2 separate regions of the Homo sapiens genome follow, and region 1 is linked to region 2. A link is a loop called in an ENCODE intact Hi-C map of the cell type or tissue named here. Cell type or tissue: MCF 10A. All regions are shown on one strand. Links, peaks and the distances in the headings refer to the core of each region. The heading gives the core; the rest is flanking DNA.

The links. Peaks named below come from ENCODE experiments on the same cell type or tissue, not always from the same donor. Only the 100,000 strongest peaks of a DNase experiment are listed, where the experiment ranks them.
Region 1: a loop joins it to region 2, with 6 times the contacts of the local background. A loop is called at or near these places in 3 of 110 quality-filtered maps.

Annotation. Positions count from the first base shown.
Region 1 is chr5:169,595,713-169,605,776 of GRCh38, reverse strand. SPDL1 (spindle apparatus coiled-coil protein 1) reads right to left here. Exons shown (of 12, transcript NM_017785.5): 8 at 9,076-9,216; 9 at 7,198-7,301; 10 at 6,618-6,805; 11 at 4,152-4,497; 12 at 999-1,717. The coding sequence ends at 1,570. Among named protein-coding and RNA genes, the nearest start is that of SPDL1, 17 kb to the right of the region's middle. In MCF 10A, for the core only: no CTCF peak of the experiment used is centred there; no DNase peak of the experiment used is centred there.
Region 2 is chr5:169,651,794-169,661,857 of GRCh38, reverse strand. DOCK2 (dedicator of cytokinesis 2) reads right to left here. Exons shown (of 52, transcript NM_004946.3): 2 at 7,372-7,455. Among named protein-coding and RNA genes, the nearest start is that of DOCK2, 20 kb to the right of the region's middle. RefSeq lists enhancers at 5,002-5,051, 5,082-5,131, 5,432-5,481. In MCF 10A, for the core only: no CTCF peak of the experiment used is centred there; DNase peaks (open chromatin) are centred at 5,107 and 5,587.

The DNA of each region.
Region 1 (10,064 bases), core at 768-8,767, 56 kb after region 2:
ACAACCATGTGAACCAATTCTTGAAAGTAAATCTTTATATACACACACATCCTATTGGTTCTATTTCTCTGGAAAACCCTAATTCTCCTACCTATAGAATATATGAAATTGTTGTAAAACTATAATCATTTAAATGAAAGAGTATTTGGAAAGTTTAGAATTAAATCTATCTATCTATCTATCTATCTATCTATCTATCTATCATCTATGTATGTATATATGCAGATGCTCCTTGACCTACAACGGGGTTACAATTCGATATACCCATAAGTTGAAAATATTAAGTCAAAAATGCATTTAATACACCTAACCTAATGAACATTATAGCTCAGCCTAGCCTGCCTTAAATGTGCTCAGAAAACTTACATTGGTTTACTACTGGGCAAAATCATCTAACACAAAGTCTATTTTGTCATAAAGTGTTGAATATCTTATGTGATTTATTGAGTACTGTACTGAAAGTGAGAAACAGAATGGTCATATGGGTACTTGAAGTACAGTTTCTACTGAATGCATACTGTCTTTGTACCACTGAAAAGTCGAAAAATCATTAAGTCAAACCATTGTTATGTCAGAGACCATCTGTATATGTACATATAATTAACCATAAAATTATATATAAAATTATACATAAGGGAATTAAGAATTCCTGAGGTTTCTTTTTTCCTCTTATTTATTTCCCCCACTTTTTTTTGAGACAGGGTCTTGCTGTGTTGCCCAGGCTGGAGTGCAGTAGTATGATCACAGCTCAACTACAGCCTCGACCTCCTTACTGGGCTCAGATGATCCTATCACCTCAGCCTCCAGAGTAGCTGGGACTACAGGTGTGCACCATCATGCCCAGCTAATTTTTTGTATTTTTTTGTAGATATGGGGTTTTGCCATGTAGCCCAGGCTGGTCTCGAATTCCTGGGCTCAAGCGATCCACCCGCCTCAGCCTCCCAAAGTGCTTTTTACTCCCTTTTGATAACATCCTGTTACCTATAGAGAGTAAGAAATTTAAGGATAAATCACTGCAGTTTTATTTAAAATTTTAGACAAAATTTAAATCATGTATATAAATACAAAGATGAACATTGGTTCTTTAAACACTGACAAAATCCTGAAACAATATAATGTATATATTTTAAGCCACATTTCCTATTTTTACAACATAGTTTACAACCTTCCCATTTTTACAACATAGTCTAAAACTAAGTTTATAAAAAAAAGTACATAGGAAAATATGATTGAAGCATTCTCAAATACATGGCTCTGAGGGTAGATTACTTGTTTTTTATCATTTAATCCATATACAATGCAGCAAATAGATACATTAATTATAACATTTTCCTTCAATTAATAGTTTATTCACTGTCATAGAAGCTCCATGAAGGGGCATCACTTAAGAAGCTCTCCAGGTTAGAGTCAAGCAAATTCTGAACACTTGGTCAAAGGCACATGAAAATGCCAGGTCCTGGCACAATGAGTAAATAACCCAGAAGGTGATATATGTCAGATCAAGACAATCTTAAGCACCATAGTAACTTTTGAGGCAAGTGGCACCGTACTCTTATTAAAGACAAGTCTTTACTGTTGAGGGCACTGGGTCTCTGGAGTAGATTTAGAAGACACATATAGAATAGGGTGTAATTTCTTACAAGTTTCTTTTTCCAATTTGCTTGAAGTTTCTTTTCCTTCTTTAACTTCTGTTTGAAGCTTTGATTCAGCAGCTAACCTACAGGCATTAAAGCATCCACTCTGAATTCAAATGTGGTTATGAAGGATTGAAGAAACAAACCCCCAGTATAATGGGCCTCCAATAAGGCATGGTATTCAAGGAAAAAAAATATAGTTGACTCTAATACTGTAAGAATATTAAGTCACTGGCTGTCTAAAAGTCTTTTTATATCAATAGGCTCAATTATTGTTATTATTACTTTTTGAGACAGAGTCTCACTCTGTCACCAGGCTGGAGCGCAGTGGCATGATCTCGGCTCACTGCAACCTCCGCCTCCCGGGTTCAAGCGATTCTCCTGCCTCAGCCACCGGAGTAGCTGGGACTATAGGTGCGCACCCCCACATGCAGCTAATTTTCGTATTTTTAGTAGAGACAGGGTTTCACCACGTTGGTCAGGATGGTCTTGATCTCTTGACCTCGTGATCCACCTGCCTCAGCCTCCCAAAGTGCCGGGATTACAGGTGTGAGGCACCACGCTGGGCCAATTATTTTTTAAGTCTAAAGAATATCTTTAAAAAGTCATGGCAAGCCCTAAATTAAAGAAAATATGACAGGGCACCTATCATGATAAGCACACCTAACACAAAAACTGAAATGTTACAGCAATATTTTAATGTTAACATGACATACAAAAGGCAAGACAAAAATAACATGGAATCTTGGGCTGCATGAATAGATGTCTATTTGTTTCATATTAAAAAATTGAGTTTCAACTAGTAGAATAAAGAAAAGATAAACAGTAGAGAGATTCTTAAAGGCCTGTAAAGATTCTCGGTAACAAGAACACCAATTAGTTTTGTAAAGCATGCAATAGTGAAGTTCCCAATAAAAGCCATATTTATTGTTCCAAAATTATCTTAGGATTGTGTATCTAAGTTAAACAGGCAGAAAACAAAGAGTCGGAAACATTTTAAGTTAGCAGATGGACTCACACACACACACACACACACAAATGTTTTGTGGTATTTTATTTTTTGTTTAACGAACAAGACAAAAAGTTTCCAACGTGCTACTTGAGTCAATTAGCCACATACATTTGCTTAAGTGATTTTTTATCAAGCAAAAAAAGGCAGAAAAAGGAATGAAGACAATACAGATAGCAAGGCTGGCACTTATCAATTCTGGAAATCCACCTCCAGAAATATACACTGGTCAAGGATGTTTATACAATGCATCACATATAAACAGGCATAATCTGCTGGATTCATTTCAGAACTCTTTGAAACCATGGGTATGTGGCAGATACTCATTTGAAGTTACTTTTTCCTTAAGAATGGTAAGCTTTTATTTTATGTGACTCAGAGGTTATAACATTCTATAAAAATCCAAGGAGGGAGTAATAAAATTACTATGCCTTATAATAATAGCAGCTAACATTGTTAAAGTGCTTTTACTGTTGAATATTACATTTAGTAGCACTGAAGACTTGGAGAGAAATCAGATAAAACATATAAGCCCTTTTAAACAGGGCTGTCTTACTCTCTCTACTCAAATGCACATTAGTAAAATGTCTTATTAATCTGTCTCCACTCTCTAAGACTAAGGTAGCCCTAGTAGCACCTTCAACATCTCATTTCATAGGAGATAATCTAGGCTAGTTATTGGCACATCTTTTTGAATGTCTAGATATTTGTTTTAAATGCCTCTAACAATCCCATTGCATGCAGACATCCTTCATCTTTCTTTTACTTTCTTCAATTTCCTCATTCACTTCTCCTGCTGCGCACATCCAGAACTCGAGCCTCAGCCACTGCTACTTACCTTTCCCTTCCATTCACTTTCTCTTACCTTCTGACCTCAATTATTTTTATTAAGACAAAGCCCTTGGGACATTAATTCCTTCAGACACACATATCTGACGCTATTTCTTTTAGTCACAAACTCAATTATGCAGAAACTAGAGGCTTTCAAGTTTTGGAAACAATGAAAATGAGTTAGCTTTGATATGTAAAAATGTCAAAATAAGTATTGAAGCCCATTTTTGAATGCCTAGGATAAGCAATTCAAAAGACATAAAAAATTCACCTAAGTTTCCTAGAAGGCTGAAATTTCTTAGACTACTGGAAAGCCCTTTGAGAAAGTAAGTTAATTTTTCTTTCATGGCCATGCTTGAACCAGGAGAAAAATAACAGTACATGTATTCAAACTGATAAAACATTCAGAGATGTGTTAAACTGTGATATTCCCTTTCATGAAACAGAAACGTGTAACTTTTTAATGTGATTGCCTTATTCAAGAGTCCTTTCCCTTTGCAATCAGTTTAGTCTTTCTTAAAGTTCTGGAAAAGTTGAAGGTAGGTAGATGAAACTGAGGAATTATACTGCATGCAATTGTAAGAAAGTAGATAAAGAAACAGACAGCACAGTTCATGCAGCGAGAGAGGAGAGATGGAGAGGTCTGCTGGCTGCCTGGAGGAAAAGAGGACACTGACCTGGGAGAGTTAGGGGTGTTTCCACTTCTTTCACTTAAGGCCTCAGCGTCAGCGGGAACTCCTATGAGTTTCACACATTTCTTTTCCTTCTTCAGCTGCATATCCACGGGCAGATTTTTGTGAGGAGAGAGACTGACTACTGGTGTGTATATAGAAACTGATTTTTCTAATTGCAAGTTGTTATCTTCTAAACTGTTAGGGCAGGACTGTGTCTCCTCTTTCTGAGGCGGTAATCGATAAACTTCTCCCCCGAGAGCACTGTTGTTGACACATGCATCTTTAGCGGTGGTTATATCCACAGGGAGCACCTCACGCCTCTTTTTCAGTACAGGCACTTCAACTGTCTCTGAGAATAAAAACGAGTGGGGAAAAGAAAAAATCTAAGAAAACAAAGACACAATCAACACAAGAAGCCAGAACTAGTTATATGTATACCTTTTTCCATTCTTTTAAAATGCAACCATCTCCTCACTGAAATGCATCCTTTGTTTCTACCTTTTATTCTTTATCATGGAATCTATATAAACTATATATTTTAAAGTTTATTTGGCTATATATTTTTCCTTGGGAATTCAATATTTTGACTTTAGGCATGAATGCTTCACTGTTCTCTCTTGGTGTTTTGAAAAAGGTGGTTCATAAGATCTCAGTGTGGAGATGAAGAGACAGCGGCAGAGTCCAGGTTCGAATCCTAATCCTCGTATGTGACAGCCATGTCTTTGGGGAATTATTTAACCTCTCTGAGCTTCATTTTATCTGTAAAATGGGGATTAAAAGCACCCACTTCACTTGGTATTGTGTATTAGAAGGATTAAATGACAAGAATAGGCCAAACTTTCTGAATATTGGTAATATATGCCTGTTAGCTCTACCTACAAAATATAAGCAGAATCAGACTACTTTTATGATGGATACTTCCCTAGTCCAATCCTATCATGTCTCATCAAAGACTACTGCAATGCCTTCTATCCTCATGGCCTAATATCATTCTATCTAAACAGGTCATAAACACAGCCACTGAATTAACTGCTCTAATATCTTTTCCCTATGCCCATTATCGATGTGTTTCATTTTCAAAATCAAAATGTTAGTGGAGTCTGAGGAACACTGGTAGCACAAGGGGTTGCTGTTTTTGCTCTACATTGTTGCTTTTAGACCATGATTTCCCCTTTTTCTGGCACTGCTCCTTTGAAACCCACATTATCAGGATTCACTACCCTGCCTCCTGTCTATTTGCTGTGTTCAGTTCAACAGATGTTTGAAATTCATAATGGATAATTCTTAATCAGGGGAGCCTATTAGAATCATGGAAGAAACAAAAAGAGTTAAGAGCAAGAGAAGCCTTTTAAAATTGTGTAAAAACCTTCCTATTTTTGGCAACCTCCCCACTATTGTTGAGAATCATAGCAGTTCACTGAGACAATACGAAGAGAGACTGAGGCATGTGCAGAGTGCGGGGACAAAAACTTGTTGAGAATCCTTAACCTAAAACATGTAACACTCTTTTAGGGAAGGGGTGTTGTAGAACCATCACATTCTTAGACTCCTTCACACTTGGCCTTTTGTTTTTGAATTTACATACAGTAAACTTCACTCTCTGTAGTATATAAGATGCAGAGACTGTATGGTTAGGCTACTTTCCAGCTCAGTCATTAGACTTGCTAGATATTCCCTAATATGTTTCATTGTTCTTTCCTTTCCCCCCCATTTTGGTGGAGAATGGGGTCTTGCTATATTGCCCAAGCAAATCTCAAATTCCTGGGCACAGCTATCCTCCTCCCTCTGCCTCCCCAAGAGCTGGGATTACAGGCACGAGCCACCACGCCTGGCTCACTGTTCTTCCTTAATAAAAGAATTCCCAATATTTAGTTAGGAACATGGCCCCTGAGAATCAAGACTGCATTTCTCAGCCCTTCCTGTCAGCAGGTGAGGCTGCATGACTAAATTCTGCTCCACAGGATGGCAGCAGACCAACAAACACAAGAAGCCTGAATCTTGATACCGTGGAGTGCTTTCCCAGTCCTGGAAGGCCTCCTCCAGACTTCCATCAGAGGCAGAGATAAAGACCCACCTTTTTAAAGTCTCCATTACTTTAGATTTTCTATAAACAGTCCTACCTCGTATAGCTTCCAAACATCAGCTGCTTCAACATAATTAAACTATTAGGTATGACATAAAATACTGTAATCTTAAAATGGGAAAGTCTCAAATCTCAAGTTTCTACTATACAGTATGATGAAATTAGATATCCAAAAAGGATACATGTTATATTCAGGCACACCCAGTATCCAGTTCTCCCTGAATTTTCCTACCTATTTTACACAATAAATTTGCTTTATTAACTATAGGTATATAACTACAAATGAGTTTGTAATAGAGTTGCATAAAACTACAGTAAGAAAATAATTTGATATAATTTCAGGTTACTCATAATTTAAAAGACAAAAATATATGAGACATATATACCTTCAGGTTCATATTTTAGTTTCAATTCATCTAGTTTAGCTCTCAGTTTCATATTTTCACTTTCTGAAAGCTGGAGGCATCTTTCATTTGCAAAAAGTTTTCGCTCAATATCTAGAGCCCGCTGGCTCTCAAATAATGCTTTCATTCGCTGTATGGACAATTCACCTTTAGTGCTTTCAATTTCTTTGCTATGATAATAAAAAAGGAGAACCAACGAGTATTAAGACAGCATATAATAAGTGTAGTGGTATAAATATTTCATCGCATATTTGAATTCTTAGTTAAAAATACATTTTTCTGGGGTTTTTAGTAACAAAGAAACAATAAACAATTTAAATAATCCTTAACAATAGTAGTGTTAAATTTAAAAAATACTCATGCATTCTTGAAAGGAAATGGACAAAGGAGGAAATAGTCTTTCAAATGTATTCACACATGAATATCTGCACAAAGATATTTTTGTTACCTTTCTTTTCGGAAAATTTCCTTTGGCAATTTCAAAAAAACTTTGTAGTCACTGACACTACCATAGTAAGCAAGTGACATGTTCATCTTTCCATCCACCAACCCAGACACTTACTTTAAGTTATCCAGCTTCATCTGAAGTAAATCTGTATAATAGGTGTTATCTTCCAGAGTACCAGAGTCGACTGAAGGCTTAGATTCCATACTGTCATATAAATTCTTAAAAAAGCAAAAGTTTGTATTACTTAAAATAAATAACAAATAAGGTTAGTGTATGTTTATTAATAATAGCACCATCACTTCCTGAATTTATATCCCTTGGCGTACTACGCTAAGAACTACCCATTTAATTTATCTGCCTTCTGAAGTAGGTAAATAATTAACATTCCTCTCTTACAGATAAGGAAACAGGCTCCGAATACAGATGAAAGTAAACCAAGAAGAGAGAACCTGAACCCAAATCTGACTACAAGGCCTAGGCTTCTAGCCTTACCTACATGCTCTGCCTTCTCTCTCCTGGCTTTGAAAATAGAAAAACAAATGCCTGCTGGATTAAATTCTGGCCTTTGTAACAAAACCATAAACTGGAAAAATATGAAAGGAAGATGAGAGCCTTACATTTATATCTGGTGTCCCCCTCTTCTGAGATTCTTCCCCCCACCCCAGGCAAGAATGTAGTGCAAGCTCTTCTGAGACTGATGGAAACTATACATTTCTCTAGTGGGATAGAAAAGGTAAATCTGCTTAAAAACTTGAAACAATTTCAGGTTATAAATAAAATTCCCCTGATTTAAGGCCATAATTTTCAGAGTATAGTTCTGAGCCCACTGATGGAAACATAAGGCTGCCAACTTAACCAAATTTGTAGTTCTTTCAACAGTTTTTATAAGACACAGAAATAAAGTTATGTAAACTTAATTAAGATTTTATGACATACTAATGGCTACAATTTAGAATGCCTAAGAGGTTATTAACATTTACAAAAATTTGTCATTTAGAACTTTAGTTCATTAGGAGGTTAATGAAGATATCAATGTTCCCTAAGTCAATTTATAAAATCTTAAATTGCATGCAATTTTAATAGAAAGCCAACAAGCTTTTTTTGGTGCTAGACAAGATGTTTGTAAATGAAAGCTAACATTCAAAAATAGACAGGAAAATACTGAAAAATAAAAAGTATAGTGAGGAAATAGTCCTACCAGATAAACATACTTAAAAGCCTTTATAATTAATAAAACAGTGTGGTACAGACACACAGAGAAGCAGACCAATGGCGTAGACAGAAAATTTAGAAACAGACTCAAGTATATATGGAAACTTGATGTATGATAAAGGTGTCAACTCAAATCACTGGGATCAAGATTGATTTTTTAACAAATGACTCTGGGACAACTGCCTACTTATTTAGAAAACATGGGTGAATTCTTACACACACACACACACACACACACACACACACACAAATGCTTACACAAATACCATTCTCAACTAAAATAAACCAATGTTCCTTGAAGAAATGCTAATCCCAGAAGTGGGCCAGGTGAGCTAGGAAACCCTTGTTGTGCCATAGAGTAAGGAAATATTCAAGTAAGAGCACTTCGACTATCAAATCTGGGACAATTTGAGTATCAGAGTAAATAAAGCAAGCAATGGATTATAACTCATAGGATAAAATAAGAATCCATGAGGCTATACTGATATAAATGAATGAGTAAGTGAGGAAAAAGATTTTTCTTTTCTGTCCCTTTACTAAAATTCCAACTAATAAATATAGAAGAAGTGATGGAATTACCCATTTAGCAATCATCACAGAATTATGTTTCAGGCAAGAATCACCAATGGATGTTTAAGTATAAGGAGAAACAGCCATTTACTTAGTCTCAAAGTATCTCCCACAAGATATTTATTAATAATTTAAACTTAAAAAACAAACCAAATTTTAAGATATTCAAATCAAAATTTGGATGTGTGTTTTTTTAACTGTTATACATACCTTAAATTTCTCCAGATTTCTAATTTCACCTAAAAGATGTTTTATTTCACCATTCTTCTGCTCCAACATGGCAAGCAACCGTTCCTGCTGCTCAAATTCAGTTTGAGACCCTTTCATCTGTAGCAACGTGGCAATTTGTAACTAGAAAAATAAAATTACCCCCTCTAATAAAATTAAGTGAGAGAAAGATTCTGATAACTACTTTTTTGATACAATTCATAATTTGTACTATATTACTTTGAACTCATTTTGGAAACTAAATTAGCTATTTCTAATCTAATAATAAATTTTTTTGTAGACATAACATTTGAATACTTATTTTGACTACTTATGAATGATAACTGAAGTCTGTAATGTAATTATTTGTACTTTTGTGAAACATAAAACTGACTTGCATGGCTGTGGTCTGAAAGCACACCACTGAACTGGTAAGTAAGCCTGGCCAAACGCTGCAGACTGCTTATCATAAGCACTCGCTCTTATTAAGGTTCTGATGGGTTTCTCAAAATTTTTAATTAACTTTAATTAAGTGAGGAAAACTAAGCTACTGACAGCCACAAATGTTAGATTCACAAATGACGTTAAAAGCAAAGATAAAAGGCTATCTTAGTATACTGGGGTAATCTTCAATATACCATGTTTTAATTTTTTTAGAGCAGCACTCAACTTACCTCATTATACCTCCCCCACCCCAAATCTGGAGTTGTGAAGCTACCAGAGGGAAATTAAGTAGACTCTAAATCTAGCATTTCTTTCTGCCTTTGGAAATTTCTGGAGTTGAAAAGAGTGCCTATTAGTTTAAATATAGTTTTGAGTAAAACAATCAATGATATGAGGTTGCAGATGACTTTTAACATTTTAAAGGATATCCTTTTTGTTCCTGTTTCAGATTGGAGGCTAGGCCCACTTAGCCTAAGACTCAGAATGCTTCTAGTCTCTAAAGATAGTTTGGGACATATGCAACATTGGTAGATTAAAAGTAACCCCAA
Region 2 (10,064 bases), core at 1,004-9,003:
ATGAGTAGATAAAGAAACTGTAATATACATATACAATGGAATATTATTCACCCTTTAAAAAGGAGGAGATCTTGCCATTTGTCACAGCATGGATGAACCTGGAAGACATTATGCTAAGTGAAATATGACAGACACAGAAAGTATTGCATTATTTCACTTATATATGGAACAAAAAAAAGAGTCAAATATACAGACATAGAGAATGAAACAGGGGTTACCAGGGAGGGTAGGGGATGGGAGGAATGAAATGGGGAAACGTAGGTTAGAGGTTACAGGGTAACAGATATGTAGGAAGAACAAGTCTAGAGATCTAATGTACAACAAGGGATCTATAGTCAATAAAATTGTACTGTATTTGAGCTTTCTGCTAAATGATTAGATTTTAGCTGCTGATGCCACCAAAACAAAAACAAAAAAGAAGGGTAACTATGTGAGATGATGGATATGGTCATTTGTTTCACTATCGTAACTATCTTACTACCTTACTACCTATTATGTATCTCATAACATCATGTTGTATACCTTAAACATATACAATTAAAAAAATTTTTAAAGAGTATGAGCTCTGCAATGAAAGTCTGAATTTGTTGGAGATCTGCTACTTAACTGTGCAATCATGGACCTGTTAATACTTTCTTCTGAGCCTCAGTCCCCTCATCTATAAAATGAGAATAATAGTGCCTCACATCTCATGGGAATAATAATAGTGTCTTATCAGGCTTAAATTGGATTAAAAACTCAGAGAGTTTGTCCAGTGTCCAAAAGAGTTAGTAGATACCATTCTTCTAAAAAAATCAATTAAAATAATAATAATGCAGAGAAAGTTGGGCATATTTTCTATTTTATTTTCAGGACCTATGGATTTATAATATCATTTTTTTTTTGCACTAAAGTCATTTCAACATATTTCCATCACAACAAAGCAAATAGACATGCCGCAAATGAAACATAATGGAAGTTTACTGACGTCTGAGCCTCATCCTCACTCAGAAGGGAGGAAAACTTCACATACACACTGCTGATAATGGAGCAGCCTTACTGAAGAAAATGGAGTCCTTTTCAAAGTGACCTGTCACTACAGCAGACCTGAACAAAAGACTATCACCTTGCAAGGTGGTGCTTTAAAAAGATTCCATGTTAAGTGCTTATAATGTCCTCACTTATATTAAAAGCAAAGAATTTGGATAGGTCAAGATCACCCTCAAAGGAGTTATTAGCATGGAAGCCACTGCCTATGGCTCTTGGTGTGCCCTCCTCAGTGAGGGGTACATTCAAAATCTCCTTGTGCCAAGCTTTTGCAGCCAAACCAACAATGTGGTAATAGATATGTGTTCACTTAGAAAGCACTCCAATATTTTCAAATGAGAACAGAAGGTCTCAGAATAGTACATAGAGTATGTAGTTGCATTTCTAGAAAACAGCAACAACAAAAGCAATGCGCTATTTTTTCAAAGCAGAGGATGCTCTATCCATCTCCTCCCTCATTCCTCTGATTTTATTTGTTTGTTTATTTATTTATTTTTAGAGAGAAGATCTCACTCTGCCTCTGAGTCTGGAGTGCAGTGGCATGATCATGCCTCACTGCAGCCTCGAACTCCTGGGCTCAAGCAATTCTCTCACGTCAGCCTTTGGAGGTAGGAAGTTGTTGCCTTAGGAGGGCATGATACAGTTCCTCCACCCCAAAACTACATCCAAACACAGTATGAGTGCATTCCAGGAGCTTCACACAAAGATGTCAGGGGCATCTGGCATCTCATTCCCCAGCTACCTGGCTATTTCTACAATGGACAAGCTGATCATAGAGGGCTTATTTCAGTAGAGAAGACAAAGAACTGGAAAGAAAGCACCCCAAACTCCCTCCTTCCCCAGGTCTTGTTCAAACTGGGGAAACAGAAGAAGTAGGTGAGCTGCACAATATATGAGATTGAAGTCTTCTGATGTCATCAAATATCAGGAAAGATGTCAATCAAATATGACTGGAGGAAGTGACTGGGGGGAAATAAAATAACACTGCTTTTTTTTGTGTTTGTCCCTTCTATGATGAATTCCTACTGCTCAATACACTTACCTGTGTTTTCCACATCTAAAACACAGAATGTTTATGCCGCCTCTGGATAAAAGAGGCAGCATGAGAGATATAATATGGGCAATGAAGTCAGCATTTGATGTCTAAGGCTTAGCATGGCCTAGCATGAGTACCATCTTGAACTATGTGAGTTTTTATCATAACAATATATTATCCTTATAATAAAAAGTGAAATTCACCCTTGTTTAAGCTTCCAGTTTAGGGTCCTGTTTTCCCTCTTCATTCAGCTGAGTAAATTTAGTACATAGGCAAGGAAGGGCTAGTCTCACCCATTCCAGGAAAAGATTCAGCTTCTGGGCCATGTTGTAAAAATATACATCTGCCAGTTTCAGTACAGCACTACATAATAGGGGAGAGGATGGAATTAACAAACACAGAGAACCTTCTATGAGCCAGGCTGGTGGTAGACAGCTTCTTTACTTTTTCTCATTTTATCCCCATAAGAAGCTCAGGAGCAAGGTGAAAACAACCCACTTAACAGATGAGAAACCTAAAGCTTACATACCCAAGATGACTCCACTAGTGGGTAGCAGAAGCAGGGAATAACTTTCTAATTCAAAAGCCAGTGCTCTTTTCACTTCTTTATTGGGGGTGGTGGGGAAGATTTTAAAACTATTGAAAGCCCGGCAAGGTGGCATGCATCTGTAATCCCAGGTACTTGGAAGGCTGAGGCAGGAGGACTGCTTGGGCCCTGGAGTTGGAGACCAGACTGGGCAACAAAGAGAAACCCCCATCTCAATAATAATAATAATAATAATAATAATAATAATAATAATAATAATAATAATAATGCAGTCTTGTAGATTGGAAGCAAATATCCTCAGGTGTTGGCAATGATTAATTATAGGTGGTTGGAATGTAAGTGATTGTTATTTTATTCTTCATACTTTTTTTGCCTTATTTTTCAGAGATGGAGTCTTGTTAGTCTTAAACTCCTGGGCTCAAGGGATCCTCCTGCCTCAGCCTCCCAGGTAGCTAGGACTATAGGTACACACCATCATGCCCAACTTAAAGACTGTATTTTTTTTTGTTTGTTTAAAACTAATATATGCTATTATAAAGAATTTAAACTAAACAGAAAAGTACAAACATATAAGCTTAAAGAATTATCCTGAATCCCATTACACAGAAAAACACTATTAATATCATTCCAGTCAACTCTTCGTTTATATTTATATACATAGAATGACAGAGAGATAAAAAGATAAAATATGGTTTTTAAAATACTCTCATAAAAATGAGCATATGGTGAAGATACTATATAAATACATTTTTTTTTTTTTTTTTTTTTTGAGACGGAGGCTTGCTCTGTCTCCCAGGCTGGAGTGCAGTGGTGCGATCTTGGCTTACTGCAAGCTCCGCCTCCCAGGTTCACGCAATTCTCCTGCCTCAGCCTCCTGAGTAGCTGGGACTACAGGCACCTGCCACCACGCCCGGCTAATTTTTTGTATTTTTAGTAGAGATGGGGTTTCACCATGTTAGCCAGGAGGGTCTCGATCTCCTGACCTCATGATCCACCCGCCTCTGCCTCCCAAAGTGCTGGGATATAAATAAAAATTTTATTTAATCTTATTTGTATTTAGCAGAAGAAAAAGAAACCAAGTGAAATTGAGGGACATTTGAACTTTGATTCAATGTTTCTTTATCACTAAAAAGATTTCCTGAAAACTTCTCTAAAATGAAAATTGTTATGAAAAGCATTCAAAGATAGACGTGGTTATTTTTTTTAATTCCATGTTTTATTTCCAATTAATATTCATTGACTTTGTTGTGAAAGTGATGTCATTGAGTTAGCTATTATCTTCCATTCTCCTCCCAAGTCTCAACTTTATTAGATTTTTTAAAATATTGTCTAGGTTCCCAACAATAACATTCTTTATGGTAGCCATAAAAATCATGATGTCAGGGGCATCTGGCATTTCATTCCTCAACTACATGACTATTTGTACAGTGGACTGGCCAATCATTAGGCTTATTTCAGTAGAGAAGACAAAGAATAGGAAAGAAAACATCCCAAACTCACTCCTTCCCCAGGTCTTGTTTGAATGGGTGAAAGGGAAGAAGTGGGTGAGCAGCACATGGATATAAGATTAAATAAAGTCTTCTGATGCCACCAAATCTCAGGAAAGATGTCAACCAAATATGACTGAAGGAAGTGGTTGGAGGAAAAAAATCACACTGCTTTTTTATGTTTGTCCCTTCTACAAGAAATTCCTACTGTTTTTAATATCAATTTTTATAAATCGATTCATTTGGACCCAATATTAGCCACTATTTCCTTTTATCACAGATTTTTAATCCAATATTCTTGTATTGTGATTCACCTCTCAGTTGGCTGGATTTTGGTTTTGAAGTAGTTTTCTGTAAGAAGGTTTCACGGGTACACCCATATTCTTTCTACTACACAGTTTTGACTAATTTTTGACTAACATTGTGGTTTTCACACCTTTTATATTTTTAGAGGAATCTTTTTTTTTCAATCAGAATCACAGACCATACACCCCATCTGAAGGCAGACAACACCAGACCTGCTCTCAGACCCCCTCCAGCTCCATTACCTTCTGCCACTCAAGGCACCCCAAGAAGACTTTGGATCCCCTATTTGAAAACTCTGCATGGCCATGAGTGTATGCATGAGAAGTCCTAATGATTTGCGTACCAGGAGATATGATATTTCCTCAGATAGCTAGAATCATTCTAGCAGACTTCCAAACACTGTCTTTTCAAATAATTAATAAATTATTAGCCATTTACCAATGAATATATCCAGCTTTTTCCAGCAAGTTATTGTGACTAATTTACAAAGATACATTAAAATAAGACTAATTGAATTAGAAATGGAAAACCAGAACCAAAGAAAGGATAAAGGTGTCCCAGAGATGAATAAAGGTGGCTTGAGTCCACCAGAGTAGCCTTCGTAAAGGTCAGGGCACCAGGCCAGGGAAAGGTACTGGCAAGGCTCTGACTATGGCAGCCTGTGTGGGAGGTTTATTCCCTCAAGCTTTCTATTCAGGGAAACTGCATACAACGAAGAGAAAAATACTCATCTGGATTTCACAATGTAGGACACAGAAAATAATGACCAAGGCCTTGTCATTGTTTTGGCAGGCATGGGTGGAGGAAAGAGTGTGGGCTTGGCTATCAGAAAAGAGCCACTGGGGCCAGGTGCGGTGGCTCACCCCTGTCATCCCAGCACTTTGGGAGGCCGAGGTGCACGAATCACCTAGGGCCAGGTGTTTGAGACCAGCCTGGCCAACATGGCGAAACCCCGTCTCTATTGAAAATACAGGCGTGGTGGCACATGCTGGTAATCCCAGCTACGAATGAGGCTGAGGCGCAAGAATCAGTTGAATCTGGGAGGCGGAGGCTGCAGTGAGCCGAGATCGCATCACTGCACTCCAGCTTGGGAGACAAAAGCAAGAGTCCGTCTTAAAAAAAAAAAAAAAAATCCACTAGCTCACTGTGCAACCTTAGATGAGTCATTTCACTGCCTCCATTTCCTCATCTGCAAATGTGAGGTCTCGTGCCTGTTTCTCAGGATTAGCATCCAGTAGCATGAAAGAGGCACTGAGGAGAGTTGCTGCTGTTTTTATTTTCATTCTTTGCCTTTGGTAGTCACCTACAGTTTGCTTATCTGCCACTGGGCAGAACTAGATTTGTAAAAGATAGGGTTATGCTGTGAGCAGGGGGCAGCGTGCGTGGAATCACAGACCCAATTCAATTCTCTAGGACAGCGTCTCCACCCCTCTCCTCCAGCCTTGTCCACTCCTTGCGTAAAAGGTTTCAACAGGGCCGGAGTGTGAACTTTGCAGGCCCTGGACACTGAAAAGTGTACGGTATCCCCTCATCTACAACCCCAAGTAAAAATAATACTAAAGCATAAAATAAATATAAGGAAGATGAACAAAGTTCTCATTTCCCCCATGACCCCTTTTAAAGTTGTCTTGACATATCAAATTTCAAATTATTTGCCCACAAAATGGTTTTCTGTATGTTTTTTGGTTGTATCTACATGCACAGGTATGCATATGTGTATATATGTACATATGTATGTTTGTGTGTGTCTTTGTGTGTGTCTGTGTGTGTGTATGTGTTTACACAAGCATCCTTGTACAAATCTGCAGACCCAGCTAGGGGCTCTGTTGCCTAAGAGGTTGCATGTAGCTAATCCAGCACTGGAAATGACACTGCCTGTCCTGTGGGTTGTGGTGAGGAGTGACTAGGATCATGTGTTATAAAGAACTTAGCACAGTGTCTATTTTGTGGAAAGGACCAAAGATGGCTACTCCTGCAGGTGACCGCCTTTCCCCATGAAAGGACTCCTTCACAGTGGCACACCTGCCTCCTCCCTGACCGTCACTCCCTCCCCAGGGCCTCCTCTAATGGATTCACTGGGGGCAGAACAGGCCTATGTGCTCAATACACTCTCTCTTCTTCCTCTACCACTCTGCCGAGACACAGGAAGCCCAGGCTCTGTGCCCTCCATGCAGCAGGAGGTATCAGCAGGCCCAGGTAGGAGGGAACTGTGGTAGGCCAGTTGGGCCAGTGAGGGGTGGGAGCCTGCCTGACTGCAGGTAACAGATCAGCAGCTCATTTGGTTCTCATGCCCAAGCCATGCTCCCAATATCAAGTTTATCAATGACATGTTGATTTCCAACTGCCTGACTTATGAGTCCAAGGCCATTCATCTTTGTGCAAATTTTAAAAAGCACTCCCTACAAGCACACCACCATGGGTGGACGCAGCCCAGTAGACACCTGGCTTCACAAGGCAATGGCATCTTTGTAGGAGAAAGAAAGAGATGCCACCACATTGCCCAAGACAGGGCTCCCAGCTTGGGGAGGGGAGTGAGCTCCTGCTCCCTGGGCTGGGTGCCTTCATGCAGTAAACAAACAACACAACTGTGCACATCGGCTCTCCTGGAATTAGAGGTGTGATTTATGGGACCCTTCCAAACCCTAATGATGCTTATTTCCCTTTATCGTGATATTAATACTAATAAAGAACTGTATCTAGGAAGAGTCACAGGCTGAATAGCCCCATGGCTGAAGCAAATGGAGAGCATAACAAACATCGAACCACCCAGTTAGGCTTTTGCTATGAAACATACATTCCTAAAATGAGAAAGCATTTCTGTTTAGTAAATTCTAATTACTAGCGTTACCAAAACGTTTTTAAATAGACCACACAGTTGCAGGTTCAGAGACAGCGCTGAGGGGCCTGGGTGTACTATAGGCTTCCATCAGCCAAGGGTCCAGCACTTGGGGCGTGGGCCAGTGACTCACCTCCACACGTCTCCTGTATTCGCACCACATCGCCGATCTGCAGGGAGAGCTGGGGGGCTCCGCTGCCTTGGAAGTTGTATATGGCTGTGAAACAGAAAGAAAGACAGCTAGGTGAGACCTCTAGATCTCATTAGTCTCTGCTCCTTCCTGCTTTCCCTGCCTCAAGTCCATCCCATGCCCACGCAGCCCACCTGGGCTAAACAAAACCAACACAGAAACCTATTGCCTGCCACAAGAGTTATTTCAGACTCAGCCTGGCTCCCAAGACCTTCTATTAACCAAAGTTGACCTTTCCTCAACACAGGCCCTGCATTGAGCCTGAGTGACAAGGAGGCTGCTATTTACTATGGACTGTCCTCTTACTGTACACCAGGCAGTTAAAATGTTACATCATTTGTTATGCATGTTTTGCTACAATTAAAAAGAAACAACTGCATACTAAGCACCTGAAGTGTGGTGAGGTGCTATACCAGGTAGGAGAGATGCACTGGTGAGCAGGATAGCAGGAGAGCCAGGCAGCTGTGGCCTCTGAGACCCTGAGCCCCTCCTTCAGCCAGGCCTGGGGTTGAGTCCCAGCTCAGGCACCCCAGGGATCTATGGCAAATTATTATGAGAAAGAAAGACAGTCCCAGTGTGTGAAGAGCCTGCCATGTTGTAATGCTCCATAACCAGTAACCAAATGGTAGAATTAGACAGCCAGGGCCTTGTATTCTAATGGGAGAAGCTGACAGGTCCACCTGCAATGACCTGATGGATGGTCTGGGCTCAGGAGGTACAGGTGCTTTGAGAGCACAGGAGATAACATGCTGGAGCCATGCATGGGGGCCACAGGAGGCTTCCTGCAGGCAGGGCCAGCTGAGCTGGGCCCATGCTCCTCCCCGACCAGCACAGCACCATTGGGACAATGGAGAGGGCTACGCAAGGGAAGGAACCTGTGTAGGAGATTTACCAGGAGGAAGGCCCCGGTGTGAGCTCCAGTCCTTCATGACGCCCTTGGCCCTGCTGCTGCCCACACAACAGGCAGTAGCTACGTCTCCAGACTCCTCCAAACCCGCTCTAGCTGGTGACAGCTACAAAACAGACTCACTTTCCCTCTGAATCCGTTTCCCCACTTTTAAAGTAGGCATTATTGTGCCACTCTTACCCACCCCACAATGTTGGGTGGGGAGCTAAGATAAGAAGATACCACTGTAAAAAGGTTATTATTCCTAAAGAGGAACTAAACGTAGGCAGGCCCCACTTTTCTGGAAGTGGCTTATCAGTGTGGATCCTAATAAGAACGAATGTGTAGCAATCACTTATATCCCAGACATGATTCTAAGTTCTCCATGTGCATTTACTCCTTTAATTCTCACAACACTCCTTGCAAGTGAGAAGTCTTATTATTTCCAAATTTCAGATACAGAAACTCAGACAGAGAGAGGTTACTTGCCTTGCCCAAGGTCATACAATGCTGGAACTGGGAGTACAGGCCCATGCTCTTTCCTACTCCTCTACTCTACAGGTACACCTCTTCATAATTACCTCCTTTTACCTTTGAGGATACGGACCGTAGGCTGATCCATTAAGTGACCAGGGTCTAAATAGCCAATGCTGCTCTGTGTCTAACCCCTATGCAGAAGCTGGGTGAAATGCCACTGGGTTCTGTGCAGATTCTTTTGCATCACAGAGACCACCGCCAGTCTCTAACTCTCATTCATCTCTGCCTCTTCCCACTTATCTCCTTCCCTTCCTTCCCTCTCTCTTCCCTCCTTCCTCCTTCCCCTGGTCCAATCACCCCAACACGTCTGCCTAAACCACATTAAAAGACCAGAGTGGTTCAGAAGGAACCCCAGCTCTGCCACTCACTACTGTGTGATCTTGGGCAAGTGACTTCACCTCTCTGCCTCACTTTCTTACAATGGGGATGTTAACAGTACCTATCTCGCAGGGTTTTTAGGATGCTTCAGTGGAACGGAGCACAGGCTGTCCCCTCTACTCCCAGGTGTGCCCCATATCCCTAACCTCCCTTTTGTGTGCATTCAGAGAGATGAAGTCTCCATCCTGAGAGATGATAAAGCTTAGGAGTTAAGAGCTAGTTGTCTCTGGAGTCAGACAGATGTGGCTTTTGAGGCCAGTTCTGTCTTTTCCTGGCTCTGGCCTCAAGCCTAGGGCTGCAGTGTACAACTGCCCAGGCTGTGCCCTGCACAAGGCCACCCAGCCAAGAGAGCAGTGAAGGCTGGCACCCAACCTGCGATCTGCTTGCCAAGGCTTGCACCCTGCCCTGGCACTGTGCCCACCAGAGGAAGGATATCTTTTTGTAATCCACACAAAGGCACTGTAGGAGCCAGGGGCAGCCTGCTTGAGCAAGTGGCTGAATCTCCCTAAGCCTCAGTTCCTCTGACTGTAGAATGCAAGAAATAATGGTCCCTACCTTACTGGGTTCCTGGGAGGCTCAGCTGAAATTAATGCCCATACACGACTTGACTTAATGTCCAGCTATAGTAAGTGCTCAGTAAATGTAGTCACTTTTCTTTTTATTAGCATTATATTATCTCCTGAACAAGGCTCACTCCTCCAGAGCTTTGTGTAGCCTTTAAATCTCCTTTCCTGCACTTTGCAACCAACTGCTCTGTCGACCAACACTTAATCAAATTAATCCTTTGTCCAAAAGCAAATCTAGAGAGGGCCCTCGGGGGATGCTGAGGCTTCTC